Regions from separate parts of the Homo sapiens genome. Here all the other regions are linked to region 2. A link is a contact called in ENCODE Hi-C or POLR2A ChIA-PET data. All regions are on one chromosome and are shown on one strand. The core of a region is the stretch at or near the end of the contact, and the rest is flanking DNA. Distances in the headings are between cores, read along the strand shown. Region 1 has its middle 110 kb from the start of SPATA31D4. Region 2 overlaps TLE1 (TLE family member 1, transcriptional corepressor). Region 3 has its middle 300 kb from the start of TLE1.

The links. Hi-C counts contacts between places; a loop is a spot of excess contacts on that map. ChIA-PET counts read pairs that join two places held with the same protein, here RNA polymerase II (POLR2A). Pooled maps may share reads with other maps.
Region 1: a map of left colon shows a loop between it and region 2 (4-fold over the local background). The contact joins two enhancer-like sites. A Hi-C loop is called at or near these places in 2 of 168 maps with a recorded cell type or tissue (left colon and sigmoid colon) and 2 of 50 pooled maps.
Region 3: a map of sigmoid colon shows a loop between it and region 2 (4-fold over the local background). The contact joins two enhancer-like sites. A Hi-C loop is called at or near these places in 2 of 168 maps with a recorded cell type or tissue (gastrocnemius medialis and sigmoid colon) and 3 of 50 pooled maps. POLR2A ChIA-PET finds 5 or more read pairs at or near these places in 1 of 52 experiments (activated T-cell).

What each region holds. Positions count from the first base shown.
Region 1 is chr9:81,818,781-81,821,590 of GRCh38, reverse strand. No RefSeq gene overlaps it. Among named protein-coding and RNA genes, the nearest start is that of SPATA31D4, 110 kb to the left of the region's middle. RefSeq lists an enhancer at 1,003-1,592. Within about 2 kb of position 1,484, at least 3 of the 41 ENCODE cell types and tissues checked have a DNase peak (open chromatin) inside an H3K27ac peak, as active enhancers do.
Region 2 is chr9:81,612,323-81,615,143 of GRCh38, reverse strand. TLE1 (TLE family member 1, transcriptional corepressor) reads left to right here. Exons shown (of 20, transcript NM_005077.5): 12 at 1,623-1,767. Among named protein-coding and RNA genes, the nearest start is that of TLE1, 76 kb to the left of the region's middle. Within about 2 kb of position 1,508, at least 17 of the 41 ENCODE cell types and tissues checked have a DNase peak (open chromatin) inside an H3K27ac peak, as active enhancers do; they include sigmoid colon, where a contact is called at or near this core.
Region 3 is chr9:81,392,589-81,395,388 of GRCh38, reverse strand. No RefSeq gene overlaps it. Among named protein-coding and RNA genes, the nearest start is that of TLE1, 300 kb to the left of the region's middle. RefSeq lists an enhancer at 1-788. Within about 2 kb of position 1,293, at least 6 of the 41 ENCODE cell types and tissues checked have a DNase peak (open chromatin) inside an H3K27ac peak, as active enhancers do; they include sigmoid colon, where a contact is called at or near this core.

The sequences.
Region 1 (2,810 bases), core at 235-2,734, 210 kb before region 2:
TCGAGGTTGGGCACAGTGGCTCACGCCTATAATCCCAACACTTTGGGAGGGTAAGTCAGGTGGATCACCTGAGGTCAGGAGTTTGAGACCAGCCTGGCCAACATGGCAAAACCCTGTCTCTACTAAAAACACAAACATTAGCTGGGCATGGTGGTGCGTGCCTGTAATCCCAGCTACTAGGGGGGCCGAGGCAGGAGGATCGCTCAAACCTGGGAGGCGGAGGTTGCAGTGAGCCAAGATTGTGCCACTATACTCCAGCCAGGGCAACAGAGCAAGACTCTGTCTTAGAAAAAAAAAAATCACTCAATTACAAAAAGCCGTTCTTGAAATATTTTTACCCCCTATATATATTCCTATCTCTACATTGCAAAAGCAGAACTTATTTAATATCTTCCTCCCCACCAGAAAAAAATGCACCATGTCCCTCTAGTCTAAATATAAAATGCATAATATATAAAGTTGATCTTCTACTTTTCCAAGGCAGAAATTTCAATGCAATGGCTTACCCTTCTGCCAAAACAGTGCTGGGAGTCTATGAGAAACTGGGAGAGGAAATAGGCTTTAGAAAGCAGCCAGATTATTAGTGCCATGGGGGAAATATCACTCTAGCAGTAATCTAAAATAAAACATCTTTTCGTTGCTCTATTTAATACCTACTGTACATCAGAATTACCTATGAAAACATGTTTCATAACAGAGAAACAGCCGTCTCTCCCCATCTCTGTCACTGCACTCTCCATTACCATGGCAGTTCTGCGATTTCTCACTACATCAGCAGAGTAATGAAGTGCCCTCATACTGCACATCTGGGGGCAGAGAGAATTTTACGACTCAGGTTTAGGCCAGATTACTATGACTATGGTAGAATCTTTTTCCATATCCTCAGGGTCCAGGGTACGTGCAAATTCCCTCAGATACAGCTGGATGCCTTCTAATTGCTTTCTTAAGTAAAAAAAATTTACGTATATATCCTTCTCCACCCACATCCATTCATTAGTATTTATCTAGATTTTGCCACCACTGTCCATGAGTCCAAAATTTTGAAACTCCACCCCCGCCTCCAGAAAAAATGTCTACTCCAATTTTGTGATCTGCTCATTAGGGAATGGAATGCTAGTATAAATAGTGTTGTTCGTTCCTCTTTGGAAATGTCTTTTGCCTTACTTTTTTTTCTCCTGATAAACTATGTCATAACAGAAAAATCCCTATGAAGTTCTCCAAAGAACTTTGTGCTGTTTCCAGACCCTGGGACTATAATTATGCCATGTGTAATTAAAACAGAAAGAGCATCCCCTGCCAACTGTGAATGCCCCTGTTTACATCACAAAGAGATAGCAAAATGTACTCAGGAAGGTTCCAGCCAAAGTAATTGAGAGGGCTGCCTGAACCCGCTCTGCTTTCTAAATACTGTCCCTGGGTTAAGAACAGCGAGAGGCAGAAGAAATGAGAGGAGTGGAGGGGACCCGGGCCAGAGGCCTGTTGACTTTCTCTGCCTGGGCATGATGTCATTGAGTTCAGTGACTTGGGGGGCTGGTGTGGACTGGTCTTGTTGCACGTTTAATCCAGTTGCTTCTGCTAGGGAGCTTCATTCCACTGCGTGGTGGCCTTCAGAGGTCCTGAAGTCCTGCACTCAGATGCAAAAGTTCAGAGCATTAGGCCAGGGGGTAAACACATTCTTGACCTCGAGCAGTACAAAGAAGATTCTTCTGCCTGCAGCTCAGTAGGGTCACAGGTTGTCTTTCTCTGCTGCTTTCCTCCTAGGCTGCTGCAACTGGAACATTAAAAAGAGAGACAGAGACAAAGAGACAGGGACAGAGAGGAAAGAAAGGGCAGTGAGGAAAAGAAAGAAAGAAAGAAAAAGAAAAAAACAAAGCCACAAGTTGAAAAAAAATTCCCTATAAAATAAAAGTGCATTATGTTTTTGTATATTTTCAAAATGTAGCCAAACTAAACCATTAAATGAGGATTTTGTTTCACAAAGTCTGCAAACTATTCAACCACTAACCCACTATACCAAGAATGTGGTGCCAACCAAAATATGTCAAGATTAGTAGTACTCAATAAAATCTCAAAACCAAATGACATGCAAGCTGTATTTCGTGATTAGAGCGCTTCCTTATGTCAAGGAACATACATATTAACTTGTTTAAACACAGCACTGGGCTGTCACTCTGTTTGTCATAAGCAGAGGAAAGAGAATCTCGTGCTTACCAAACCCATCCAGATGATACTTCACACTTTCTATCTTCCTGGCAGACAGCATGGACACCATCCAATTAATCCTTACAGCTTCTCAGAGAAGAAGAGTTGAAGGCGAGAGAGACCACTTCCCACTTTGCAAAGCTGTACCCGACAAGCAGGGTTTGCAAATGGCTCACATGCAACAACAGAGCCGGGCTGAGAATCGAAAATGCTCATTTTTTTTTCTAGTAAGGCAGCAAGTCACCAAAATTGCAAAATGCAAACACCTTGTGTCTTTCTAGTAAGGTGAATCCTTTTTATTTTTAATCCCCAGAACTAACATTTGCATAGCGCTTCAATGACTGCAAAGGGCTCTTGGTGAATCCTCACCACTATCCTGGTCATTTATACATGATTATCCCCATTTTGTAAAAGAGAAGCCCAAGTGGTAGAAGAAGTGACCTGCTCAAGGAGCCTTATCAGAAACGAGTCAAACCAGAGCAGGATGCCTCTGTCTCAGGCCTCTGAACCAAATGGGAACTACACAAAACAACGCTGCTCCTCCCAACGCGTTGTCTCTTTTTGCACCAAAATGCCTGAGTTTGAGCAGGAATCTAAAAATGGAGAAG
Region 2 (2,821 bases), core at 259-2,758:
CATTGCCTTCTTCTTCTTCTTCTTTTTTTTTTTTTTTTTTTTTTTTTTTTTTTTTTTTTTTTGAGATGGAGTCTCACTCTGTCACCCAGGCTGGAGTGCAGTGGTGCAATCTTGGCTTATTACAGGGTTTCATGTTGGCCATGCTGGTCTTGAACTCCTGACCTCAGGCAATCTGCCTGCCTTGGCCTCCCAAAGTGCTGGGATTACAGGTGTGAGCCACCGCACCTGGCCTCAAACTTCCGAGATTCTTAAGTCTTCATTTTCTTAGGCTGGTCATTTACCTGGTAGACTGATCCTTAATATCGGGGCATGTCATAGAGCATGCCCCGATATTATGGAGCTCGTCAGATCAGTGATGCACAAAGGAGGCCCCAGGGGAAGCCAGGAACTGGTGCATCAGAACCCACTCATGTGGTCACTCATTCAATCAAACTTTGTAGACTGCATCATCTTTTAACAATAACATTTCATAACAACCCTTCAGTTAATCCTTACCTGGTCCCGGTAGGCATTATCCCATTTTACCGGTTGGGAGGGATGAATAACTTAACAAGGCTACACAGCCGTGGCTCATGATCCAAGGTCAGAAAGAGCTCTCTTTAGCCCGTGCTCTTTGCCACGCTGTAGTGGTTCTTGGACTGTGTTGTAAAGCACATGAAAGGTTGAAAGGCCAGAGAAGGTGCCCTGTAACCCTGTTACTGTCTGGTCTCCGAAAGGCCCCTTGCTGGTGTTCAGTCTCTGATCTGCACTGGTGGGTCCACTTTGGTTATGTAGGCAAGTGGGCAGTGACTCTTAACTCCAAAGTGTTGTTCTTTTTAGGCATATTGGTAAGGTTAGCCCTGGGGCTTTTGTCTCTGAGATACTGGCCCCACTCTCTCTCACCATTTGTCTCAATCCCAGGGCTACCTAAAAAGGAGACTTGAAAAGGGGTCTTCTGGCCTGGCGCGGTGGCTCAGGCCTGTAATCCCAGCACTTTGGGAGGCCAAGGCGGGTGGATCACGAGGTCAGGAGATCGAGACCATCCTGGCTAACATGGTGAAACCCCGTCTCCACTAAAAATACAAAAAAATTAGCTGGGCATGGTGGCGGGCACCTGTAGTCCCAGCTACTCAGGAGGCAGAGGCAGGAGAATGGCGTGAACCCGGGAGGCGGAGCTTGTAGTAGGCCGAGATTGCGCCACTGCACTCCAGCTTGGGTGACAGAGTGAGACTCCATCTCAAAAAAAAAAAAAAAAAAAGAAAAGAAAAGGGGTCTTCCTTGGACTTGGCGGCCAGGACATGTGTTTCTGAGTGCCTGGGAAATATTCTCTGGGTGGTCATCTTTCTAACTTGGCGTAGACCCAAAGTCCACAAGGCTGATGGAAAATACTTTTAAAATAAAATCTGCGGAGGAAGAAGTGTGATCATGTTCTGTGTCTCTAGCTCGAGTTTTAATTCTGGCAGGAAGAGGAAAGGTCAACATTTCTCGCTCACAAGTTAATGCTGTCAACATTGTGTGGATTTATGAAAATTGGCTGAGGGAGTAGCTAGAAGGTGCCCAGTGTCCCAGCTGCTGTTGTGATAAATTGTGTAATATGGCTTGGATTAAAAATAATACTCATTTAATTTGTTTAATGACACCAGCATGAAAAAGCCAGCACGCCTGTTCTGAAATCCAGCACACCAACGCCTCGGAGCGACATGCCAACGCCGGGCACCAGCGCCACTCCAGGCCTCCGTCCAGGTCTCGGCAAGCCTCCAGCCATAGACCCCCTCGTTAACCAAGCGGGTACAGCATCGCCTCTTGTTGTGCTTTGTTTGGTTTCTCCCATTCCCAGCTTGATTTGTTGTCTGTTAATGTTGTGACGCAATTGCCCTACAAATATGAAATGTACGTAGGGCCACCCTCCTTCCTATCTCTGAAAAAGCCATGATAAGAAACAGATGTTTGTCCTGGGGTTTCAGCAGCTGCACTCTGTTCAGTCTCCAACTGTTTACATTCAGCTTTTCTTTTTTTCTTGAGACGAAGTCTCGCTCTTGTCCCCCCAGGCTGGAATGCAATGGCGTGATCTCAGCTCACTGCAACCTCTGCCTCCTGGGCTTTGAGACGAAAGTCTTGCTCTTGTCCCCCCCAGGCTGGAATGCAATGGCGGGATCTCAGCTCACTGCAACCTCTGCCTCCTGGGTTCAAGCGATTCTCTTGCCTGAGCCTCCTAAAGAGCTGGGATTACAGGCGCCTGCCACCACGCCTGGCTAATTTTTGTATTTTTAGTAGAGACGGGGTTTCACCATGTTGGCCAGGCTGGTCTCAAACTCCTGACCTCAGGTGATCTGCCCATCTCGGCCTCCCAAAGTGCTGGGATTACAGGCGTGAGCTACCTTGCCCAGCCTTCTTTTAGTTTTAAATAATTCAAATCCTAGGGACTTCAGTAAAGTTTCTGATAATTATTTTGAACACAAGCCTCCCCACCTAACTAGCATTGTGCGTCTGACTTTGCTAATACTGGCTGAAACAGCGGTTTGGCTGGCCCAACCGTGCTCCTTGCAGACTATAGTTTGCTGGTTTTCTGCTAGGGGAGGCTTCAGGAATCAGTGGTCTCTCCTGCAGTAGAAATTAGGAGGGTTTCTCTGCGACTCCAGCCCTTAAAAAACTCATAATTTGCAACCTGATATTCCCCAGTGGGAAAGGAAAAAAGCAACAACCTGGGCCCAAAGGAAAATAGGCAACAGAATATTCCTCCTAAACCCGTGCTTTGGTTTACGTAAATCCAGGATTGGATTTTCATTTGGAATTGGTACCAGGGAATGGAAAGTTCGGACTGAAAGAGAAATCTTGGATTTTA
Region 3 (2,800 bases), core at 44-2,543, 220 kb after region 2:
ACAGGCAGACAAGGACAAGGAGTATTATCATCTGCATTCAACAGCACTACATAGACTTTACCACTGCTAAATCACTGCCTTTGGTAAATAGCCCAGATAACTCATTTTAATAGAAGAATTCTTCTCTTCTTTATGTGTATTAAACAACAGACTCTTATGAGCGGTGGCAGTGTATTGATTCCTGGGAAAGGCCGTGTGAATACCAATTCTGTAATTTATGCTGTTTTGTGGCTCTGGCTGTATTTGTTATGCATAGTGTATTAAACATTCAATAGCTCAATTTAATCTTTGCAGCCAAATTGCACAGCACATCATGCCAGATAGTGGTTGTTTCATATACACAGCCCATCTGCTTCCTGTTCTATAATTCATTCAGCAGGCAAAGTTTCTGGCAGCCTCAGGCTACCAAAATATATATATATATCCTTAGGGTACAAGAGTGCTTGGCACTCAATTAGTTTTCCTGGTTTCTAGTGCTGTGTGTGTGTGAGCAGGGGTATGTGTTTCCACTTTTATGTGAATTAAAGATGGGAATAGTTTGCTAATTTCTGTGTCCTCATCTGGACAACTTTTCATAAACTTCTGGGGTTTCACAAAACCAAAAGATAAAGTTAGGAGTGAAACAAAAATGATCCTCTCCCTGGGGAAATTATCCACAGCAATAAAATGTGTTCTCTCAACCATCCCTATCTAAATAGATTGATTTATATCTTGTGGGGGGGAAAATAAATAAAACAACCCAAAAAGTACTATAAACTCTTGGCTCCTTTCTCTGGATGAGCCACTTGGGATTCGTGCTCTTATGGCGAATGTTTATTTTCCCTCCAATCCCCTCCTTTCTTGGAGTCCTGCCTCTGTCTCTTAATGTCGGTGGTAACTTTGTTCTTTCCTCATCTCCACTTTCTATTTGCTTTTAAAGTCAGTGTCTAAATGTTGCCCAGTGGAAAACTACATTTGTAGTTTATTGAAGTCTTTCTGCAACTCGCAGTACAAATGCCTGATTTTCAGAGCATTTTATGGCCTTTATACCACACTCAAGGGACATGGACCACCCTGGGATTTTGGGTGATCATTTTATACCTTTTTGGGAAAAGTGACCAAAGAACCCATCTTATGGACTGGAATTATAGCCTCTCAGAGCAGAAGTAAGTCATCCATTCCAGTGACCTCATTTTACAGGTAGTAACAGCCAACACTTGTGTAATGCTTTAGAGCAAAGTCAAACAGGAGGGTGCCAACAGGACTCAATGAGATTTCCCAAGTGACTGCAGCCTGCCTGGTGGGGATGGTGGAGAACTGGAGCACCCAAACCCATGTTGGAGGAGGCCAGCCAATGCCAAGCTACAGAATGTTGTCATGCAGAGTGTGGGCCCGGTGTTTCCAAATGTTTGGTTTTTCGAAAAAAAAAAAAAAAAAAAAAAGCTGGGAATCTAGATTTTTCTTTTTAAATGAGAAATCTGCTTCTTTTTTCAATGCTGGTATTAAGTGATATTATATAGTTTAAAGCACTGCATGGGCCAAACACAACATATCTGTGGGTCTGATAGAGCATCTGGGCCTCCAGTTTGTAAACTGCTTTGGAGTGTATGCCCCGCTATCCCATGCATTCTTGTTATATTTTCCTGGTAGGACACTGACCTTTAGGGAGGCTAGGGTCTTGCTCAAGTTTGCACTAGACATTAGGGGCAGAGCTAGGACCCGGATTTAATCTCGTGGCATAGCTTTCTGGGCTCCCTTCTCATGTTTTCCGTGTAACCATGGGATTCCCTGCAGTGCACGGAGATTCGTGGGCATTCTTATCCTAGTCATTGGGATCTTGTCTTTGTAGCACTTTATTTCTGCTTCTAATAACCCACTCTGCTATTACCATCGTTAGCATACATTATTTTGGTTTGATTCATGCCTTTCTCTAGGATTATGTTCCTTGGGTAAACTGTATGTTTTACAAGCATGGCCCATGATGCAAATAAAATATCAGCTTTATTTTGGCTTTCCACATCCTTTCTTTTTTTAAAATTTCAACTTTTATTTTGGATTCAGAGGGTACATGTGCAGGTTTGTTACAGGGGTATATTGAGTCATGCTGAGGTTTGGGGTATTGTTGATCCTGTCACCCAGGTACTAAGCATAGTACCCAACAGGTAGTTTTTCAGCCCTTGCCCCCTCCTTGTTTTTTTATGGCTGTGTAGTATTCCATGGTGTTGATTCCATGTCTTTGCTATTATGAATAGTGTTTCAGTGAACATACAAGTGCTTGTGTCTTTTTGGTAGAACGATTTATTTTCCTTTGGGTATATACCCAGTAATGGGATTGCTGAGTCGAATAATAGTTCTGTTTTCAGTTCTTTGTGTCTCCCACTGTTGTTGAAGCTTATTCACTGATGATCATCTCCTATTCTATCTCTTCTCTTCACCCCATGAAAACTACAGGAACCACAGACTTTTCCGTTCATTCTCCACTAATACACAGTTCCACAATTCCTTTGTTTTGCAAAAAGATCCTTGATTTAGTCATTTGAATGTTCAAAACTAAGGAATAATCAAAACTTCCAACCTTATTCAGTGTTTGTGGAATGATAGAATTCTAAGAATGACCACCAGTGAACTTCACTTTTGTATAACTGCCTTTCCTTTGACTGAGGGTGAAATCTGTGAATATGATAAACTATCCCTCTTGTGATTAGGTTACTTTAAATGGCAAAAGGGAGATTATTCAGATGGGCCAATCTAATCACATGAGCCCTTTAAAAGCAGAGCGTTTTCTCTGGTTGGTAGCAGAAGAAGTCAGAGAGATTGTAAG